Regions from separate parts of the Homo sapiens genome. Here regions 1 and 3 are each linked to region 2. The links are chromatin loops, found by intact Hi-C in ENCODE. Cell type or tissue: heart left ventricle. All regions are shown on one strand.

Region 1 (8,000 bases), 210 kb before region 2:
AAATGACTCATAAGTCAAAAAGGAACTATCCAAAAAAATTTAAATATTTTGAACTAAACAAAAATGAAAAAAATTAAAATTTGTGTGATACAATGAAAGCAGTGCTTACAGGTAATCTTACAGCATTGAATGCACATGTTACAAAAGAAGAAAGATTTAAAATCAATTATCTAAACTTTAACTTAGGAAACTGGGAAAAGAAGAGCAAATTAATTTCAAGGTTAGCATGAGAAAAGAAATAATAAAAGTTAAAGCAGAAATCAATGAAACTGAAAATAGAAATTCAATTTTTTAAAATCAACAAAACCAAAAGCTGGTTCTTTCTAAAGATCAATAAAATTGATAAGCCTCTAGCTAGGCCAAGTTATTAAAAATGAGAGAGGATGCCGGGAGTCGGGGCTCACGCCTGTCATCCCAGCACTTTGGGAGGCCGAGGCGGGCGGATCAGGAGGTCAGGAGATGAAGACCTTCCTGGCTAACACGGTGAAACCCCGTCTCTACTAAAAATACAAAAAATTAGCCAGGCATGGTGGCGGGCGCCTGTAGTCCCAGCTACTCGGGAGGCTGAGGCAGGAGAATGGCGTGAACCCGGGAGGCGGAGCTTGCAGTGAGCCGAGATCGTGCCACTGCACTCCATCCTGGGCAACAGAGCGAGACTCTGTCTCAAAAAAAAAAAAAAAAAAAAGAGAGAGGACAAAAGTTATAAATACCAGAAATGAAAGAGAGGGCATTACTATGAATCCCATGGACATTAAAATGATAATAAAGAAACACTATGAATGACTTTATGCCCATAAATTTGATATTCTAGAGGAAATAAACAAATTCCTTGAAAGATACAATCTGTCAGAACTCACAAAGAAAAAATAAAAACTCTAGCCTGTATCTATTTAAAAAAATTAAATCCCCAAACAGAAAGCACCAGACCCTATGGTCTCACTGGTAAATTCTATCAAACATTTAAAGGAAGAAATTATACCAATTTTCTACAATCTCTTTCTGAAGATAAAATCAGAGGGAATAATTCCTAACTTATCTATGAAGCCAGCATTTCCCTAATACTAAAAGCAGACAAAGACATTACAAGAAAAGAAAACTACAGACCTGTATCTCTTATGAATGTAAATGCAGAAATCCTCAACAAAATATTAGCAAATTGAAGCCAACAATATATAGAACAATTATACACCATGACCAGTGGGATTTATCCTAGGTATGTGAGGCTGTAGGCTCAGCATTCAAAAATTAATTGATGCTATCATCATACTAACAGGCTAAAGATAACAAATCACATAAGCATATAAATAGATGCAGATAAAGCATTTAACAAAATCCAGCACCTTTCATGTTAAAAACTTTCAGTAAACTAGAAACAGAGGGAAACTTCCTCACCTGATACATAGTATCTATGAAAATTATTATTCTGAATGGTAAGACATGAAAAACTTTCCTACTAAGATGAGGAACAAGGCAAGAACGTCCCTCCTCACCACTCCTTTTCAACATTGTACTAGAAATCTTAGTGCAATAAGACAAGAAAAGGAAATAAAAGGAATATTGATTGTAAAAGAATAAATAAAGGTGTCTTTATTTACAGATGACATGATTGTCTATGTAGAAAGTCTAAGAGAATCGACCAAAAACTCTTGAAACTAATAAGCTATTAATATATAGCAAGGTTGCAAGATAAAAGGTTAATATACAAAAAGTCAATTGCTTTCCTATTTCCTGCTTTCCTTTCCTGTATTTCCTTTAAATAAATCAATTTGACATTAAAAACGCAATACCATTTACATTAGCACCTAAAAAACAAAATACTTAAGAATAAACCTAACAAAATTTATGCAAGATCTATATTAGGAAAACTACAAAACTCTGATGAAAGAGATCAAAGAACTAAATAAATACATATTGCATGTTAATGAATAGGAAGACAATATTGTGAAGATGTCAGTTGTTCCCAACTTGGTGTATAGATTCAATGCAATCTCTATCAATATTCCATCAGTTATTTTGTAGATAACACTAAACTGATTCTAAAATTTATATGGAAAGGCAAAATATCAAAATAGTTAACTCAATATTGAAGGAGAAGAAGAAAGTCAGAGGACAGACATTACTTGATTTAAGATGCATTACAAAGCTATAGTAATCAAGACAGTATGGCAATAATAAACAAAAGATCAATGGAACAGAATAGAATACCCTGAAATAGACTCACATAAATATATTAGTTAATTAATCTTTGACAAAAGAGCAAAAGCAATTCAATGAAGAATTGATAGTGTTTTCAACAAATGGTGCTGAAATAATTGCACAGCCACATGTAAAAAAATTAATCTACATACAAACCTTACACCCCTCACAAAAAATGACCAAAATGGATCACAGACCTAAATGTAAAACATAAAACTATAAAACTCTTGGAAGCTAACAACAGAAAATCTAGAATAAGCTTATCGAACCCAGGGCCCACAGACTGCATGTGGCCCAGGATGACTTTGAATGCAGGCCAATCCAAATTTGTAAACTTTCTTAAAACATTACGAGATGTTTTTTGTGTGATTCTTTTCAACTCATCAGCTGTTGTTAGTGTTAGTGTATTTTTTGTGGTCCAAGACAATTATTCTTCTTCCAATGTGGCCAGGGAAGCCAATAGATTAGACACACCAATCTAGAAAACCTTGGGTTATTCTAGATTTTTTCAATATGTGACTTTTTCAATATGACATCAAAAGCTGGACTTCACTAAAATTGAAAATTTCAAACCTGTAAAAAACAGTGTCAAAAGAATGAAAAGACAAGTCACAGACTGGGAGAAGATATTTGCAAAAGACATACCTGATAAAGTACTGTTATCCAAAATACACAAAAAACTCACCAATAAGAAAACAAACAACATGATTTTAAAATGGTCCAGAAACCTTAACAGACACCTCACCAAAGAAGATACACAGACGGCAAATAAGTGTACAAAAAGATGCTTCACATCATGTGTCATCCGAGAAATGCAAATTCAAACAACAATGAGATACCACTACACACAAATTAGAATGGCCAAAATCCAGAACACTGACAATACCAAATGCTGCCAAGGATGAGGAGCAACAGGAACTCTCATTCCTTGCTGGTGGGAATGCAAATTTGTATAGCCACTTTGGAAGACAGTTTGGCAATTCTTACAAAACTAAATATACTCTTGCCATATGATCTAGCAGCTGTGTCCCTTGGTATTTATCCAAAAGAGTTCATGATGGTTAATTTTAGGTGTCACTTGACTGGATTAAAGGATGTCCAAATAGCTGGTATGGCATTATTTCTGGGTTTGTCGATGAGGGTGTCTCTGGAAGAAATTGACATTCAAATCAGTGGACTGAGGAAGGAAGATTCGCCCTAATTGAATGTGGGCAGACACCATCCAATCAGCTAAGGGCCTAGATAGAACAAAAACAAAGGAAAGGTGACTTCTCTCTCTTTCCTGAAACTGAGGTACATTTCTTCTCCTGCCCTTGGATATCAAAACTCCAGGTTCTCCAGCCTTTGCCATCTGAGATTTGCACCAGTGGCCCACCAGTTTCTAAAGCCTTCAGCTTCAGACTGAGGGTTATATTGTAGGCTCTAGTCCTTTACATTTGGACTGGCTTTCCTGGCTCCCCAGCTTCTAGATGGCCTATTGTGGAGCTCAGGCTCCATAATCCCATGAGCCAATTGCCCTAATAAATTCCCTCTCATCTGTCTATCTATCTATCTATCATCTATCTATCTATCTATCTATCTATCTATCTATCTATCTATCTATCATCTATCTATCTATCATCTATCTATCATCTCCTATTGGTTCTATCTCTTAGGAGAACTCTGACTAATGAAGAATTGAAAACTTAGGTCCACACAAAAACCTCTACACAATGTCTATAGCAGTTTTATTCATAATTGCCAAAACTTGGAAGCAACCCAGATGTCCTTTAGCAGGTGAATGGACAAACTATAGTATATGCATACAATGGAATATTGTTCAGTGCTAAAAAGAAATAAGTTGTGACACCATAAAAAGACACTGAAGAAACTTAAATGCATATCACTAAGTGAAAAAGCCAGTCTGAAAGGATTACATACAGTATGGTTTCAATTCTGGAAAAGGCAAAATTATGGATATAGTAAAAAGACAATGATATGCTCCCTTCAGAAGCATGTACACTAAAATGGGAGTGACACAGAGAAAATTAGCAGGGCCTTTGCACAAGGATGACATGCAAATTCATAAAGCATTCCACCTTTTATAAAAAGAGCAAACCCTCATGTAAACTATAAACTTTGGCAGGTGAGCTGCTGCTGCTGCATCAAGGTAAGCTCATCAGTTTTAACAAATGTACCACTCTCATGGGGGATGTTGATAATGGGGAAGGCTGTGCATGTGTTTGGGCAGGAAGTATTTGGAAAATCTTGGTCCCTTCAGCTCAATTTTGCTTTGAAACTAAAACTGTTCTAGCAAAAAGTCCAGTAGAAATAATAATTTTTTAAAAAAACTACCCTCTACTGTGAAACACAGTCCCAGACCTGGGGGGCATGGATAAAGATTTCTTTAAGCAAATTCTGCGTGCATTACACTAACATTATAGTAAAACTCAATTACTTGAACTCCTTTGCCTATGTGCTTATTTCTACATTTCTTCTTTTATTGGTGTTTCTAAACTTACATTCAACAGCTGGAATGTGAAGAGGACAAAAAGAAAGAGGGGAAAAAATATGAGTTAAATTGTTGGTAGCATAAGATGCTTGGCAAAGTAGGGAAGAGTCCTCCTCGCTTCTTAATGAGTTTTTACATAAAAGGCCCAGGAACTGAGCCAAACCTACAGTGTTCCTGAATAACATAAGCAACTTGGAAAAGATTTCACTAAGTGAAGCAGGAGTGCTCTAAAGCCCTGGGCTATAGGCAGAAGCCTATGGGGGTTTATACTGCTGAACTGTCTCAACAGTTTCTTTCTTAAACTTGACTTCCACTGGAGACAGTGTCTTAGGCATGGTAGTGAAATACAGTGGTGACTGGAGCAAGCCAGGTGGTACTATCTATGTTCAAGACAAACTTGTTTGCTCCTTAGAGGTCTTCTGGGGAACTGCAGGTAGGGGGATGAGAGGGGAAAGCTGCAAAAATGATGCTTGCTATTATTTTGCCACCTGACAATGGTTTACCCAAAGGTGGAATAGACATAGTCTCTACCTCAATTCTGTGTCATCATTTTTGCCTGAAGGTTTCAAAATAGCTTCCAGTCTTTCCCATGTCTGGTCTGTCTTTTATTTTGCTGTCAGATCTTTCCAAGTTATGAATGAGATTAGTGCCTGGTGATAATAGACCCTCAAATATCTGCTGAGTAAATGAAGTTTCTTCCTATGATTAAAACCCTCCTATGGCTTCTACTTTCTTATACTGTAGAGTTTCAATTCCTTAACATGGTGTCTGAGACTTCAAGTCTTCATGCATCCTCTTCTTTTCTAGGTTCTTATCACATGCTCCTCTTTGTGATTCCCTAACTTTGAGCTGTTCTGGTATGTTTCAAAGCATTTACATGTGCTAGTTCCTCTGGGTCTCATGCCTTCATTCCTACTCTGTCTTGAAAGTTTCTGTTCCTTCTCAGTCCTGCTCCTCAATGAAATCTTCCTCGGTGGTATCCAGACAGATTGAGCTGGTCCCATTATAGGAGTTTCAATGAAACTAGTAAAATGTATTCTGCTTTCAAGTACATTATAAATGGTTGTTTACATGTTTGTCTCTCTTGTTAAATGATGTCTTTTTAGGGAAGAGCTCTCAGCTTGACTGTCTATGTCAAAGTATGGATCATGTGGAACAAATAAAAGCAATGGGGGTAGGCAAACCTAGATGAGACTTCGGGCTTCCCCTGCCCAGTGTGCGACCTTAGTAAAAGTAATTAATTTCTCAGAAATTCAGTTTTCTCCTTTAAAAAAATGTTACTTCGGATGGGTCAGCAATTGACAAATAAAATTTTTATTTCTGAATAAAATAAAGTGTTAAAGAAGTAAATGACAAAAAAAAATGTGGGGTGTATGTGTAATTGCCAGATTTCCAAATAATTATTTTAATACTTAATGATTTTTGGACTCTGTTATCAAAGCTCTTTTTGTCCCGTTACAAACACAGCATTGACAAAGTATGTTCGAGTCATAGGCTTTTGAATTACCTGTGATTCTTTGTGAAAATAAAAGACTAAGACTCATGTGACTTCCTATTCAAAGAAGTCACAATTATATAGTAGCATCAAATAAGTGAATACACTGAGATAGTAACATAGGTATGAAATTAACCAATCAAAGCCAAAATATAGAGCTATATTTAGTTCAGAAGTTAGAATTTCAGATCTACAGGTTTGTGCCTGGTCTACAAGGAAACAAATAATTTAAAAATCATCTAGTTCCCAGGTATTCTTATTTATTCCAAGCCATCCTGCTATATTTGTGTTTGCTTCTTTAATTCTTAAGTGTAAAAGTGAGGATAATTGGAGGGAAACTAAGATGAGTGATGTATTATTACCAAAGATTTAAAATTTAGAATTGCACAAAAACCCGTGGACTTCCAAAACCATTCCCAAAGAAGAACGTGTTGCCAGGCTCATGAAAAAGGATTTTTCAGTTTGAGTTCAGTATCTAATATCTCTTTGTTGTAAAGAAATTGTAAATTAATTGTATTCTGAATGTTAAGTTTTAAAGGCATAACTAAATCTAATGTAAAATTTAGGCTCATAAAATTCTTTACTTTTAAAGAGTAGAATTTTCTTTTACTTTTATGAACACAGAGAAAAAAGAATAAAACAAAAGTTGCCATTTTAAAAAACACCTCCACAATTTGGAATTTGGTTGTTCTCAAAGGATAAAACTTCTGCCAAATGGATGACAAGCTGTTATCAGGCATAATAGGAGGCTTCTGTGGGAGTAGGCGATGGATTAATGCACAGAAGTTGCATCACATTTTGAGCTCAGATACTCTTTGAAACAGAAAGAGTCTAAATTTCAAAGCTTGTACTAATCTTTCTTAATAACTCTAGCACTTATTCATAGATGTCCAATATAAATGTGTATTAACCCTAGAAATAAAAACATCAACTTTCTAAAGAAATATTATTTTCAATGTCTTCTTACCTCATCACGTTCTTGGAAATCTAAATGACTCAATATGTCAAAGAATGCTAGTGAAAAATAAAACCATCCTTTTTTTTTTCTTTTTTTGAGACAGGGTCTCACTATGTCACCCTGGCTGGAGTGCAATGATGCCATCATACCTCACTGTAACCTCAAACTCCTGGGCTCAAGCAATTCTGTTGCCTCAGCCCTCTGAGTAGCTAGGACTACAGGCATGCACCACCACATTTGGCTAATTTTTTTAATCTTTTTGTAGAAGCAGGGTCCTGCTAGGTTGTCCAGACCAGTCTTGAACTCCTGGCCTCAAGCAATCTTCCTGCCTCGGTTTCCCAAAGTGCTGGGATAACACAGGCATGAGCCACCATGTTCAGCCAAATCCACACTTATAGGTTAATAAAATATGAATTCACAATTAAGATAGAAGGAAAACTAGTAATCAAGATTTATTGAGTATACTGTGCCCAAAGAGTATAGGTTCTTTAGCATACTTTTATTATTGACTACTTACAGCATCTACTAAGTATGTTTTATTATTCTCATTTTTAAATTAGATACTGAAATGTCAAGAGATTCTGATTTATTGAGGATCATATAGCTGGTTTGTTATGCAGACAAAACTCAAAACCAGGGTTTTTGTGGATTTTTTTAAGGCCCTGCTTATCCAAAAGTTGTGCCATTTTTAATTTTTTCCTAGTGTTACAAAATTTTTCCCACATATAAACAACATAGGAGCAGTTAAATTGAACAGACAGTTCTCACAATATAGGAGACATAAATCACTTCCTGGGATGAGATATTATAAACTTATCTAAGCATCAACATTTTTTGGAAAGACGCCAACATCATTGTAC
Region 2 (8,000 bases):
AGTGTACCCCAGTTTGGGTCATTTCATTTCTTGTGGCCATTGTAGATTTCCATGAATTAAAATATGTAACTATTTAATTTTAATGGTGACATTTAAAGTATTGCAATAAAATATGAAAGTGATAGTTCTTGAAATCTACTTTCTTGTTTGAGTATCATAAAATGGAGCAGAGAATATTATCCTAAAGAATCAAAAGTGTTCTTTCTGATGTGTCTGGGGTAATGTTTTAATTCTTAATAATAATTTTATATGTGGATTAGAACTAACTCAAAAATTCTTGCCAGTTCCATGTGAGATCAAAATGAGTAAGCAAACTTTGCTAATCAAATTTTAAAACTTGAGATGTTTCTTATATTTTTCATAATTTTATTTAATCCGTTTCAGGTATTATCCATATAAAACAAATTCCTTAAACTTTAGCTTTCAGTAAAAGATAACCATCCAGCTCAGGAAATCTCAGTTCAAGTAATTATAGCATTTTGAAAGAGAAATAGTATTGAATACCATTTGCTTTTATTTGCTGTAGAGAAAAGTAGCAACTTTCCAGATCCTCCTCAGATTCAGTTTGCCAGATGTGTGCCATTCATGCTTTTTTTGGATGTTCAAATTTAAATTTGGTATATTCTTAACTTATTGACAGATGTGTGGTGGCATTTTGTGACACTTGAAATTATCACACACAATAGATTATGCAGCAGTTTCGCATATTGCAGTTTATAATAAGCACTTCAGAACTATTTTATACTTCTGTTCTTTGTTGATTTACATACAATCTTTCTTTCTCTTTAAATACATATGCTTATGTATAATTTGAGGTTGTATATGAAAATAATTTTCTTTTAAAAATGTTGAATTTCATGCTTAATTGAACAGTTACCAAAGCATGTATGGGGATTAGGGGCTGGGGGTAGGGGAAGGAAATTACGGCTATACTCATTATCAGAATTTGGCTCATAGCAATGAGACATTCAATTCTTTAAACACTAGTTATTTTAAAAGATTTTAAGTAAATTACTCTAAGTATTAACTTTTTGTTAGTGATATGTCTTTTTCATAAATTAGTATGAAATCCAGCAGAGGAGCTAAAGCTAAAACAGGAAAACACCATTTTTTCATTTTTAGTATGAGAGTTGTGACGATTTATGATATAAATTTTTTTTTGAGTACTCCCTCTCATAAGTTATTTTATCACAGGATTTTGATGCTTTGGTTAAGTATAAGTGCCATTCAACATCACGTTGAAGAAGACAGAGAAGACTTGAGCTACTAAGTCATGGTTTTAACCAGTGTCTTTTTCTTTGGGCTAGAAATTCTAATGTAAAGAATTATTTTCGAAGGATAGTTGTGAGATTTCTTTTTTTCCTGATCATATATTATACCCACTCTTGGAATTTTCAAGAGGTGTGGAAAACTTTTAGAAAGAGGTTGAGTTTTAACTAAACTGTGTACCCAGTTACTTGTCAGGTCCGCATTGTGGTGATACATATAACAATGTCAGTGCCCACATCCTGTGCCTAAGATTGCAGTGAAGAAAACAAAGGTGGTATTAAAGTTTTTGTTATTGTTTTATTTCCTTTCAGCATTGGTTTACTGAATTACCACCTGTGTTAACATTTGAATTGTCAAGATTTGAATTTAATCAGGCATTGGGAAGACCAGAAAAAATTCACAACAAATTAGAATTTCCCCAAGTTTTATATTTGGACAGGTATGGTTTGATATACTGCATGACTTAGTTTGAAACAGTTTAGTAAGGGAGAAAATATTGTTTAGAGGAAAATTCTGCATAATTTTCTTAGAATTAATTTCTACTTTTGCATAATATACCTAATACCATTTGTCAAGGTAGATGAAATTTACTTTGTATTAGAAAAGTATAGTTTTTGGGAATAATGTTATAAGGAAATTTAAAAAAGATGAATTTTGTAATCTTAAAATTCAGAATTTTAAAAAATACCATTTTGTATTATCTACCTTACATCTTATACAATTTTGAATGAATTGATGCTTTGTGGTGATGTCTGTACTTAATATTGTATCTATCTATCTTTCTGTCTTTCTTTCTGTCTCTCTGTCTTCCTGTCTTTCTGTCTTCCTGTTTTCCTGTCTTTCTTTCTTTTGTTTTTTTCTGTCTGTCTTTCTGTCTATCTTTCTGTCTTTCCTTCTTTTTTGTTTTGAGACAGAGTCTTGCTCTGTCGCCCAGGCTGGAGTGCAGTGGTGCGATCTTGGCTCACTGCAAACACCATCTCCTGGGTTCAAATGATTCTCCTGTCTCAGCTTCCCGAGTAGCTGGGATTACAGACACCCACCATCGTGGCTGGCTAATTTTTGTATTTTAGTAGAGACGAGATTTCACCATGTTGGCCAGGCTGGTCTTGAACTCCTGACCTCAGGTGATCCTCCCGCCTTGGCGTCCCAGAGTGGTAGGCCGGGTACGCTGGCATCTGGCCATATTGCATCTACTTTCATGATATTCGGAAATGCTAATGATTACCTTTTTCTGATAGATACATGCACAGAAACAGAGAAATAACAAGAATTAAGAGGGAAGAGATCAAGAGACTGAAAGATTACCTCACGGTATTACAACAAAGGCTAGAAAGGTATTTTAACTTTTATGAAATTAGGAGATAATTATCAGAAACCATGTATTTGGTGACTAGATTTTTAATTTCAAATTTGCTTTGAGTGATTTATAATTTTAGGAGTAGTTAATATTGTGTGAATAGTTTTGAGTTTTGCTTGAAACTAAAAATCTATAGTAGACTTTAAAAAATTATTCTAGTGTTTAAAATTAAATATCTCATTGTCAACAGGTAATGTTCCTACTGCTGAAAATAGATACAAAGTTAAATGAATATAGTTTTGACCTTCCTTTTTGCATGAAACTAAAGATTACTCTTGAGATTTTCATTAAAATGAATGGTATCTGAGTTTTTCTCCTTAAAACAGGATACAAACTCAGCTGCCTACCAAGTCTTCTCAGCAGCTTCGTAAAGGAGGAAATTGTGTCAGGTGTAAGATGGTATGTGCCGGGAGCCTAGAGAGCAATCTGTGTGTACAGGGAATGAATGCCATTCCATACCAGTGGATGGTACCATGTATGAGTATGGCCTCACTGTTGTCTATTGATTTGGATCATTTCTAAAAGACGTCAGAATCTGGACTGAGAAATGTTCTACAGGCCAGACAGAAATCTAAAGGCTGAAATGTCACAAGTCATTTCAGTTTGCAAACCCCAATCTGCTCTGCATTCCCCTATTTTAGGAATTTTCAAATTAGTAGTCTAAAACTTCTTACATCAAATAGTATATTGTATTTTAATGATTTTTATTCTTAAAAAGTATGAATAATCATATTGAAACATGATTAGTGGTAAAAGATAGGAGGATAGTACACATCACTGTCTTGATCATGAGACCAGATGCCAGATCTAAAAATAAAAACAGTCTCAGGAGATGTCAGTTTTCATCTTCCTATTGAGTTACAATTTAGAACAGCATTTACAGATTATAACAGTATATACTCACATTCAGTCCCAATCGGCCTTGGTTTCCTGTCTTTGGGGAACTTTTAATGTTTTTCTTAAGTGTATATTCAGTTTTACCATCTTCGTTTTAAAGCAAATGAATTTTATTGCTGAGGAAGTTTTATTGAAGTATCGTATCACGTTTTATAATAATAATAAAGGCCCAAATATGCTGTATATAGAAATAAAAGCATTTGTACATTTTATGATTAACAGATATTTAAGCTATGGTTCCGGTCCCAAACGATTCCCCTTGGTAGATGTTCTTCAGTATGCATTGGAATTTGCCTCAAGTAAACCTGTTTGCACTTCTCCTGTTGACGATATTGACGCTAGTTCCCCACCTAGTGGTTCCATACCATCACAGACATTACCAAGGTAAAAAGTAATCCTGATGCAAGAGACAGTTGTTACCTTTATTACACAATAATGTAACTGCTGCCTTTAAAGACAGTTTCTATAAAATGTATGCTTTGATTTACTTCAGTGAACTCCTAAGAGTAGATTCACTTAGAAGACTGTATGTCCTCTGGGAGTTTTTTTATTATTTCAGTAGATTTTATGGTTATGGATTAAAATTTTAATCACATTTTTTTTCAGTTCAGAATTATACTTTAGCATGTTTTGGTATGTACATATATAAGATTCAGCATTTTATGATCCATAAAAATAGTACTATCAAATTAGAATTTGTTTCTGTAATGTAAGCTGATAAGCCAGGGAAAATAATATCACCATGCGTAAGATTTTCTTGTTTTTTAGAAATAAATATGATTAAGCTGTTTTAACTCTAAAGCTACAACTTCATCTTATAATAATTTAGTTCTTATGTATTAAAAATCTCATTTGGATGTTAGATCAATCCACATATTTCTTTAAGATTTTTTCTTTTGAATTACAAGCCAATTTAATACTGTGGGTTTGGCACGATCTTTGTCAAGAGTTTCAGCTTGAAAGGTTAATAAGAAATACTCTATGCTTTGATACAGCACAACAGAACAACAGGGAGCCCTATCTTCAGAACTGCCAAGCACATCACCTTCATCAGTTGCTGCCATTTCATCGAGATCAGTAATACACAAACCATTTACTCAGTCCCGGATACCTCCAGATTTGCCCATGCATCCGGCACCAAGGCACATAACGGAGGAAGAACTTTCTGTGCTGGAAAGTTGTTTACATCGCTGGAGGACAGAAATAGAAAATGACACCAGAGGTAAGAAGTGTCTCATAGCATGGTTACTGTCACCTCAGATGGATATGTGTAATGTTAATATTGAGAAGGGAAATCACGTCTGGATTTTATATTTAAATATTATAGTCATTTTTCTTTTCCAGAAAGGGTTTTAAGATAAACTAGTTTGGCTCCCCATTTTTATAATCTCAATATCAGGTTCACAGGGACCAAAAGATTTTCCCTGGATTGCTTAGCTGATTAATGACATAGCAGATGGCCTGATTTTCTAGTTTGCTGCTCTAAATTTATATCAAACTGGTATTCACAGTTACTCCATTGGAGAAATGTCATACAATATCAATGTTTGTACATATCAATTAGGTACTAAATCTAAGTTTGCACAGGGAGTTCCGGTGATTAAAAAATTTTCTTTGGGCTTAAGAATTAGAAATGTGAATTTTAATTTTTAATAGCTCTAACAGATTTATGAGTATCTATGATCCCATTACTAGTCTGTAACAGAGTTTTTACTGGCATGCAGCAAAATAAGAAAAATAAGGACAGTGCTCTGGGTGGGGTGTGTGCACTTGTGTGCGTGTGCGTGTGTGTGTGTGTGTGTGTGTGTGTGTGTGTGTGTGTGTCAAGTTGCCATCTGTCCTTTCTTGGAAGGAACTCTCTTTTATTCTTTTCTATTCTATTTTTTCTTTTTTTTCAGAATAAGTTATTCTGAACTTTTCTCTTTCCTACTTTGCTGCTGTTAAAGTGTACTTAAAAAAATGGATTATGGTAGATTTTATTACATTTTTTTCCTTAAATGTGAAAATATAATTCCCTATTATCATTCCCCAATTTTATGCTGATTTATTGATTTTTGAAAAAAATGAACTATGTGACATGGTTGGAATTATATTGAACAATATTGATTGTTGGATATTATATGACCAACTTAACTCTTTATAGACAATATTTGAAAAAGAATGGCCCTAATTTAGTAAGAAGTACATAAGGTATGATGGTGACTAACAGCATTAGTAGCTGTCAAGATTTTCTTTAGTATTTTTCAAATAAGAGGGAATTTTTAAAAATATTTGAACTCATTAACAAACATTAATCAAGCAAATAGTGTTGATGAAGCACTATATTAGGCGTTGGGTAATTTTCTACTCCTCATGGCAGGTTGTTTTTAAAAGATTACATTCAGAGGAGTGGAAGCTAGGAAGCTTTTGACACCTAAGTAGTGGCATTGAGGGAGGGAAGAAGTGAATGTACTTAAAATACTCTTTGGAGACAACTGACAGATGTGGGTCATTGGCTAGAGGTAAGAGAGAGGGACGAATCGAATGATTCTCTCAGTTCATAATGGTATGAATAACCAAATAGAATGTATTTTGGAAAAAAGGTAAAGCAGTGGGCAAAGAGGTTCCCACTCAGGGGAGGAAAGAGAAATATGATGAGTTCTCTTTTGGCCATTTTAAGTTTGAAGAGCTTTTTTGAGACGGAGTCTCGCTCTGTCACCAGGCTGGAGTGCAGTGGCATGAACTCGGGCTCACTCCAGCCTCTGCCTCCCAGGTTCAAGCGATTCTCCTGCCTCAGCCTCCCAAGTAGCTGGGATTACAGTTGTGTGCCACCACACCCAACTAATTTTTGTATTTTTAGTAGAGATGGGGTTTCACCATGTTGGCCAGGGTGGTCTCAATCTCTTGACCTTGTTATCCGCCCACCTCAGCCTCCCAAAGTGCTGGGATTACAGGCGTGAGCCACCATGCCTGGCTGTTAAGATTTTTATATGTAATACTATGGATCAGGAAAGAAGGTTTTCCTCAGGATATTTTTTTTCTTTCTTTCATCCATATTGATGTTAGCAGTTAGCATTATTTTGTAAACTATTGTGTAATATTCCAACACACGGGTATGATGTAATTCATTTAATTCCCATATTGATATTTCCTAAATAGTGCTGGTCTTCGATATACATATTTATACACTTCTGTAAGTAGGATATGTTCTTTTTTATGTTCAGGGGTACATGTGCAGGTTTGCTATAAAGGTAAATTACATGTCTTGGGGGTTTGGTGTAAGATTATTTCATCATGCAGGTAATAAGCACAGTACCTGATAGGTGGTTTTTCCATCCTCACCCTGCTCCCACCCTCCACCCTAATGTAGGCCCCAATATCTGTTGTTTCCTTATGTCCACCATTTCTGGTTCAGAGTGTGTATATTTTAAATTTTGACGACTGTTTTAAAATTGTCACTCCAAAACATTAAACCAGTTTGCATTCCCACTGTGTGAGAGAGCCTGTCTCCCAGTATCCTCCCTAGCCCTGGACACTTTTTAGTAGTTTTTCACAATTGAAAAACTGGTATTTTAGTGTTTTGATTTGCATTCCCTTAGCTTCGAGTGAAGTTGGATATTTATATTGTTCTGTAAATTTCTTGTTTGTGACATTTGCCCATTTTTTAAGTATTGAGCTATTTGTATTTTTCTTATTACTTAATAGAAAGTTTAATGTATTGTGGATATTAACACTTTACCTATAATATCACATATGCTGCAGATATTATTTTCCCAGTTTTTCATTTGATTTTATGTTGGTTTTGTTTTCTTTTTATAATGTAGATTTTTTAAAGTGTTGGGCAGGGAGGATCTTATCTTTTCCTATAAGGTTACTAGTTTTCTGACAGGCTTAAGACAGGTCTTTCCCCACTCTAAAGTTAGCCAGTTTCTTTTATAGTTTTTCAAGGTTTCTTCCTGATTGGTTCAGCAGCTTCACAATATGATGTGGTTACAATCTAACCGTTTCCTTATTGACAGATATTTAGGTTATCTCTTTTTTAAAAATTATTGTGGACAATATGACTGTGAACATCCCTATCTGAACAATTTTGTAGGATTATTTTCTACTAGAAGTAGAAATAATTGTCATGGGAGTGCCATAATTTTATTTTCACTGGTGATTATAGTCGATTTTTATTCAGTTATGTGTGTGTACAAGATATGTGGTGAACATGTTTTACTTTGTTCTTAAGTTTACTTGTGTTATAGCAATATGTAAGGAAGCTTAGCTTTCATTTTCATTGAAACTCTCCTTTATAGATTTGAACAAAATTCACTTTTATTGGCTCTGCACATTTTCTAGATAAATCATATTTGTGTTGTTTTTAAAGTATGCATTTGTACTGTGTCTTTTATTAAGAATAACTATAATTCATTTTCTACAGATTTCAAATGGTAATGTTTTTTAAGAAAAGTTTTAGGAAAATTTTCCTATTCCTCTAACATGTTTGTAGGAA
Region 3 (8,000 bases), 58 kb after region 2:
GCAGGTTTCTTACAGAGGTACATGTGTGTCATGGTGGTTTGCTGCACAAATCATCCCATCACCCAGGTATTAACCCCAGCATCCACTAGCTATTCTAACTGATCCTCTTCCTCCTCCCAGCCCCCACCCTCTGCCAGACACCAGTGTGTGTTGTTCCTTCCACCATTGAGTCCAATATGTTCTTATCGTTTAGCTCCCGCTTATGAGAACATGCAGTAGTTGGTTTTCTGTTCCTATGTTAGTTTGTTCAGGATAATGATCTCCAGCTTCATCTGTGTCCCTGCAAAGGACATGATCCCATTCCTTTTTATGACTGCATAGTATTCCATGGCGTATATGTACGTTTTCTTTATCCAGTCTATCACTGACTGGCATTTAGGTTAGATTCCATGCCTTTGCTATTGTGAATAGTGCTGCAGTGAACATACACGTGCATGTTTTTATAAGAGAACAATTTGCATTCCTTTGAGCATATATCCAGTTACGGGTTTGCTGGCTCAAATGGTATTTCTCTCTTTAGGTCTTTGAGGAACCATCACAGTCTTTCACAATGGTTGAACTAATTTACACTTCCACCAACAGTGTAAAAGTGTTCCTTTTTCTCCATAACCTCGCTACCATCTGTTGTTTTTATGACTTTTAATAATAGCCATTCTGACTGGTGTGAGGTGGTGTCTCATTGTGGTTTTGATTTGCATTTCTCTAATGATCAGTGATACTGAGCTTTTTTTCATATACTTGTTGGCCTCATGTATGTCTTCTTTTGAGAAGTGTCTGTTCATGTCGTTTGCCCACTTTTTAATGGGTTTTCTTTTTTCTTGTCAATATCATAAGTTCTTTATAGATGCTGCATATGAGACCTTTGTCATATGCACAGATTGTAAAAATTGTCTCCCATTCTGTAGGTTGTCTTTTTTACTCTGTTGTTAGTTTTGCCATGCAGAAGTTCTTTAGTTTAATCAGATCCCGTGTGTCAGTTTTTGCTTTTGTTGCAATTGCTTTTGACACTTCGTCATGCAATCTTTGCCCATTCCTATGTCCTGAATGGTATTGCCTAGGTTTTCTTCTAGCGTTTTTATAGTTTTGAGTTTTAAATTTAAGTCTTTAATCCATCTTGAGTTGATTTTTGTATATGGTGTAAGGAAGGTGTCCAGTTTCAGTTTTCTGCATATGGCTAGTCAGTTCTCCTAGCACCATTTATTAAATAAGAAATATTTTTCCCATTATTTGTTTTTGTCAGGTTTGTAGAAGATCAGATGGCTATAGGTAGGTGTGTGGTCTTATTTCCGAGTTCTCTATTCTGTTCCATTGGTCTCTATGTGTCTGTTCTTGTAACAGCACCATGCTGTTTTGGTTACTGTTGCCTTGTACTGTAGTTTGAATTTGGGTAGTGTGATGCCTCCAGCTTTGTTCATTTTGCTTAGGATTGCCTTGGCTACTCAGGTTTGGTTTTTTGTTTCGTTTTGTTTTGTTTGGTTCCATATGAATTTTAAAAGTTTTTTCTAATTCTGTGAATAATGTTATTGGTAGTTTAATGGGAATAGCACTGAATCTATAAATTGCTTTGGGCAGTATGGATATTTCTACAATATTGATTCTTCCTATCCATGAGCATGAATTTTATTTTCCATTTGTTTGTGTCCTCTCTGATTTCCTTGAGCAGTGGTTTATAGTTCTTGAAGAGCTCCTTCACGTCCCTTATTAGCTGTATTCCTAGGTATTGTATTCTTTTTGTGGCAGTTGCGAATGGGAGTTCACTTGTGATTTGACTCTTGGCTTGCCTGTTTTTGGTGTATGGGAATGCTAGCACTTAGTGCACATTGATTTTGTATCCTGAGATTTTGTTGAAGTTGCTTATCAGCTTAAGAAGCTTTTGGGCTGAGATGGGATTTTCTAGATACAGGATCATGTCATCTGCAGACAAAGATAGTTTGATTTCCGTCTTCCTATTTGAATACCTTTATTTATTTCTCTTGCCTGATTGCTCTTGTCAGAGCTTCCAATACTATGGGGAATAAGAGTGGTGAGAGAGACAGCCTTGTCTTTTACAGGTTTTCAAGGGAAGTGCTTTCAGCTTTTGCCCATTCAATGTGATGCTGGCTGAGGGTTTGTCATAGGTGGCTTTTATTATTTTGCAGTATGTTCATTTAATACCTAGTTTATTGAGAATTTTTAACATGAAGTGATATTGAATTTTATCAGAGGCCTTTTCCACATCTATTGAGGTAATCATGTGGTTTTCGTCTGTAGTTCTGTTTATGCAATGAATCTCATTTATTGATTTTTGTATGTTGAACCAACCTTGTATCCCAGGAATGAAGCCTACTTGATCGTGGTGGATAAGCTTTTTGATGTGCTACTGTATTCAGTTTGCCAGTATTTTGTTTAGGATTTTTGCATCAGTGTTCATCAGGGATATTGGCCTGAAGTTTTTGTTGTTGTTGTTGACGTTGTATGTCTGCTAGGTTTTGGTATCAGGCTGATGCTGCCCTCATAGAATGAGTTAGGGAGGAGTCCCTCCTTTTCAATCTTTTGAAATCGTTTCAGGAGCAGTGATAGCAACTGACCCTTCTTTGTACCTCTGGTGGAATTCATCTGGGAATCTGCCTGGTCTTGGACTTTCCTTGGTTGGTAGGCTGTTACTACTGCCTTAGTTTCAGAACTCATTATTGGTCTGTTCAGGGATTCAATTTCTTCCTGTTTCAGCCTTGAGAGGGTGTATATGTCCAGGAATGTATGATTTTTTTCTAGATTTTCTAATTTATGTGAATAGAGGTGTTCATAATATTATCTGACTTGTCTTTCTATGGGGTTAGTGGTAAGAGCCCACTTATTTCTGATTGTGTTTATTTGAATCTTCTCTCTTTTCTTCATTAGTCTAGTGGTCTCCTAGTGGCTCACGCCTGTAATCCCAGCACTTTGGGAGGCCAAGGCGGGTAGATCACGAGGTCAGGAGATTGAGATCATCCTGGCTAACACAGTGAAGCCCTGTCTCTACTAAAAATACAAAAAAAAAAAAAAAAAAATTAGCCGGGCATGGTGGCGGGTGCCTGTAATCCCAGCTACTCGGGAGGCTGAGGCGGGAGAACGGCATGAACTCGGGAGGCAGAGCTTGCAGTGAGCTGGGATCGTGCCACTGCACTCCAGTCTGGGTGACAGAGCGAGACTCTGTCTCAAAAAAAAAAAAAAATTAGCTCCTGGATTGTGTGATTTTGATTTTTTTTTGAAGGGCTTTTTTTTGGGGGGGTCTCTATCTTTAGTTCAGCTCTGATATTGGTTATTTCTTGTTTTCTGCTAAGCTTTGGGGTTTGTTTGCCCTTGGTTTTCTAGTTACTTTAGTTGGGATATTAGGTTGTTGAGATCTTTCCAGCTTTTTGATATTGTCATTTAGTGCTATAAATTTCCCTCTTAACACTGCTTTAGCTGTGTCCCAGAGATGCTGGTATGTTGTATTTGAAATTTCTTTATATAATTTACCATGTTAAATATAACTTATAGCTAATAACTTCGGAATTTGAACCTCATAGAACTGTAGTCCATAGCAGATTTCATTTGATTTAAATGACTCTTATTTTGGTTACTATGTTATTCCTTCCTACCCCAAAAAAGTTACGTTTTGAAATAATTCAGGGTAGAATTCATATAGATAGAACTTCAGACATCTCAGGAGACCAGTACGCATGAATGAACATGTAGGGACCCCTCTAATACGTTTCACATCCATTATGATACAACAATGACCATACACTTTAGTAGTTCTCAGTGTGTGTTCTCCAGATCAGTAGACAGCTTCAGCAGCTTGGGAACATGTTAGAATTGAAAATTTTTGAGTCCCACCTCAGAGCTGCCAGTTCAGAAACTCTTCACGTAACCTGTGTTACAACAAGTCCTTCAGATAATTTTGATGTTTACTAGTTTCAGAGCCACTGCACTAAATGAAACTATTGGTAGCATTTGTGCACTGTAAATTGATGCTGTTTAATTTTCATTCACTTGTGCTCTGTTGGAAGCTTTTTTGTGTTTCCTTCACTTGGGATTTCAAGGAAGTATCTAATTTTTTTTTTTTTTTTTTTGCTCAATTACATGTAATTGAGAATAAGATAGGTATCTGATTCTCCAAAAGTTCAGCATCTTTATTTTATGATTTAAACTTGTCGAGTTATGCCTCTGGGTCCTGTCATTCTCCCAGCGAATAAAAATGTGGATGCTTGGGGAAGTGGAGGTGGATGGTAAATGGGAATACTCTTGTTTGAATTTTTAAAAATTTACATTGTAAATAACATTAAATACCATTTGTTGTGCCCATGATAACTTCATCCAAAATATATATATTAGTCTGCTAAGATATGCCATAACAAAATAACACAGGCTTGGTGCCTTAAACAACAGAAATTTTTCTTCTGGTTCTGGAAGCTGGAAGTCTAAGATCAAGCTGTTGGTGGATTTGATTTCCCCTAAGGCCTCTCTCCTTGGCCTGCAGACCACCACCTTCTCTCTGTGTCCTCACCTAGCCTTTTCTCTGTGTCCTCACCTAGCCTTTTCTGTGTGCTGCATCCCTGGCCTCTCTTCCAGTTCTTATAAGGACCCCAGTCACATTGGATTTGAGCCCCATCCTTATGAACTCACTTAACCTTAATTATCTCTTTAAGGGCCCTGTCTCCAAACACAGTCATGTTAGGGGGTTAGGGCTTCAATTTATGAATCTGGGGGACAATTTAGTAAAAAAAATAGTATGTGACAGCCCAGTTTATATACCTGCTTTCCAGAAACAAGAATATGGTTGTTAATGTCTTCTCTTTAGCCTCAAGATACAGTGCAAATATCTGTAGTTCCGTTCTTACGTAAGCTTTATTTTACTTTTTCTAAAAACTATATTGAAAGTATAGCAATCCGAGTTAGAAATTGCTTATAATGCATTCATCTAATCAGCTCAGTGTTCTTACTGAACAAACTTTTATTTCCATGTTTACTCATGTTTATTTCATCAGTTTCACCTGACATTATACCATGAATATATTTCTGTTTTGCTAGTGTTTTTATTCTTACTGATCACATGTCCCTTTTTCGTCTTCCATACCACTCCCAGCCTAGAGTTAATGACCACTAACCACCGTAGCCACATACTTTTCCATGTTTGGATAACCTTATGCAGCATATACACCTAAAGGGTGGTGGTTTTTTTAGGGGGTGGTGGTGGAAGGGGGGAGACGGTCATTGTTTTTACAAAAATTAAATTTCATCTATTTTACACATCCTTTCCCCTGTCTTCCCCTTGTACTTTCCAACCTTCAGTTTCTTCTTTTTCTAATTAGCTTTGTAGGAGTGACTTAAAATATAATAAAGTGAAATAACATAGCAGTGATAATAATAGAATAAAAATAAACGAAACGTGATTGGAGAAACTGCACACATGCACACCAAGATTTCAGATATTCTTATTCCTTCCATGTACAGTTCTCAGTGGGTATTTCAGACCTTCACTCCCATCCTCAGCCTCTCCTATTCAGTGCCAGCTTCTGTAACGCTGGATGATCTTTTCTTTGCCTAACGAAGAAAACTGGAGATGTTAGGTATGATCCTCCTTTCAACTTTTGTGCCTCCTATCTAAATTAGTTGTTAACCAGCTTGTAATGAAGGGATAAACATTGATAACCCAATATTATTTAGAAAATAGAAATAGAATCAGAATATACTATGAAATGAGCTTACAAATTTCAACAAGTGTCCACTATTTTGGGAGTGTGTTTGCTCTTCTCCAGCAGTAATCCAGAAAGCTCACTTTTTCCCCCGAGACTATCTCATACAACATGTTTGCCCTGTAGCAAACAGCTCCTTATTTTTTCAGTAATGTAGAGCTAGACCAGTATTCTTCTGTTGTTTTTATTTTGTGGAGTTTTTGTGTGTATTTTTAGTTTTTTGAAACAGGGTCTCGCTCTGTTTCCCAGGCTGGAGTGCAGTGGTGCAGTCTCCTCTCATTGCAACCTCCAACTCTCTGGCTCAAACAATCCTCCCACTTCAGCCTCTGAAGTAGCTGGGACTATATGTGCAAGCCACTGTGCTTGGCTAATTTTTTAATTTTTTGTAGAGATGAGGTCTCACTATGTTGTCCAGGCTAGTCTCAAACTTCTGGACTCAAGTGATCCTGCCACCTCCGCCTCCCATACCCCTGCGATTACAGGTGCAAGCTACTGCACCTGACCTAGACCCATATTCCTAACCTAGTTCGTCAAAAGCATATGAGGAACTTTTTTTTCTTTAAAGTGTCCAGATGTTATCTCTCATGTGTATTACAGGGCTTCAAATGTGAGAATTGGAGTTTAGATAGTTGTTTTTCCAATTTTAATTTAAGATTTGCCTGTGGCCCTACTATGTGATTGAGCCTAGCTAAAGTAGTGTGGAGGAATTTGCTTTTTACAGTACTGTATGTCACATGAAAGGGCAGGGGTCTTCAGATTGCTGATGTTCCCTCAGCCATAGACCATGCCCACTTTTGACGTGCTCTAGCCAAAGCTGCATGAAAATATTTTTCAGTCCCTACTGGATTTTTCTCTTATGAATGGTTAACAGTGCAGGTTCTGGAACCAAACTACCTGGATTCAGATTCTGGCTCTGCCGTTTATTCGCTGTGTGTTGACCTTGAATGAGTGATTTAACTTTTCCGTGCCTCAGATTCTTCATCTATAAAATGGGCATTATGACATAACACACCTTAGAGGATTTTTTAAAAGATTAAATGGGTTTCCAGATATAAAACGTTTAGAAACTGTCTGCCACATTAAGTATTCAATAATTGTGAGCCCTTTTTATAGTTTGTCAGTATTGTTTACTCCTGTTCTGGTTTTGAGGATCTTTAGCTTCCATCCTCTACCTGCATTCCTAGTGTTTTTTTTTTTCTCCCTACTTCTTAAAGTTGTGCTCAAGGTTTGGTACTTGGCCCCTTCCTCATGCTTTTCACTTTTTCTGGTTGTGTCTGTTAGTTTGTCTTCTTATTCTGCCTCCATGAATCACAGGTCATTGTTTTCTAATCATACCCATGTGAGTTCTAAACCAATACATATTTGCAGTTGTCTTTTCATCACATATACCTGGATGTTTCGCAGACACTTTCGACTTGGCACATCTGAATTCATCACTTTTTCCCAAATCTGATTGTCTCATACTCCCTTGATGAAATGATGTAATAATCCCAAAATGAATTATTCTCAATTCTACTTTTACCTCCCATTGATTACCAAGTGTCAGCATGTCAGATTTTTTAATACTCCTTAGTACTATGGCTGATGAGGTCCGTCATCTCTTAGTTTGACTGTTAGATTTGTCCCTGAGTAGCACTGTCTTTGATTTTGCCCCTGAAATTCATCTTCACACTGTTGACAGAATAATCTTTTAAAGTGGTTTGTTTTACATGTCTGTCTTCCACTGCTGGACTGAGCTCTTAACAGGAGATTGTATCTCTTGTTTTTGTAATCCTAGCACCTGTTAAAATAACTAGCAACTTAGAGGTGCAGTCTTGCAGGTTTTCTGACCCTCCAGTCACCCTAGACCTGCACTGATACAGTTTTCGTTAGCCATTTAAATTTAAATAAAATTGAACATTCTGTTAATTAGTAATACTAGCTATATTTCAAATGCTCATAGCCACATGTTACTGTTGACTACTATATTGGACAACATTTTAGAACATTTCGATTATCATAGGAAGTTTCATTGGACAGAGCTGCCCCAGCAGACCTTTGCTGATGTGGATGTCTTTCTGTATTAACATCCTTTTAACATTCAGACACCTCCCAAATGCTAACCTTAATAGATTGGCCTTCAGCATTTATGTCTCTCTATCTTGATCCTGCAATTGATGACTTTACTATGTCTGCTCTGCAGAGAGCACCACTACCAGCATGTGTCCAATCAGGAAAGCCGACACTACATATTTCAACAGAGGAGATGTGAGTACAGAGGCATTAGAGAGTAACCCGGGGATCACAACTGTAGGATGCAGCTAC

Evidence for each region. A loop is a pair of places that touch in the nucleus more often than their neighbours do. Peaks named below come from ENCODE experiments on the same cell type or tissue, not always from the same donor. Only the 100,000 strongest peaks of a DNase experiment are listed, where the experiment ranks them.
Region 1: it touches region 2 in a loop (2.6-fold over the local background); 5 of 110 quality-filtered maps call a loop at or near these places.
Region 3: it touches region 2 in a loop (3-fold over the local background); 2 of 110 quality-filtered maps call a loop at or near these places.

The regions. Positions count from the first base shown.
Region 1 is chr21:15,610,110-15,618,109 of GRCh38, forward strand. The region is part of intron 1 of LOC105369302 (a long non-coding RNA gene); the gene reads right to left. It also overlaps the pseudogene RNU6-1326P. Among named protein-coding and RNA genes, the nearest start is that of USP25, 120 kb to the right of the region's middle. In heart left ventricle, no CTCF peak of the experiment used is centred here; no DNase peak of the experiment used is centred here.
Region 2 is chr21:15,822,459-15,830,458 of GRCh38, forward strand. It overlaps USP25 (ubiquitin specific peptidase 25), which reads left to right. Exons shown (of 26, transcript NM_001283041.3): 11 at 1,581-1,708; 12 at 2,508-2,603; 13 at 3,746-3,907; 14 at 4,519-4,745. Among named protein-coding and RNA genes, the nearest start is that of USP25, 96 kb to the left of the region's middle. In heart left ventricle, a CTCF peak has its summit at 3,875; no DNase peak of the experiment used is centred here; H3K4me3 peaks cover 649 bases; H3K27ac peaks cover 2,276 bases.
Region 3 is chr21:15,880,416-15,888,415 of GRCh38, forward strand. No RefSeq gene overlaps it. Among named protein-coding and RNA genes, the nearest start is that of USP25, 150 kb to the left of the region's middle. In heart left ventricle, no CTCF peak of the experiment used is centred here; no DNase peak of the experiment used is centred here.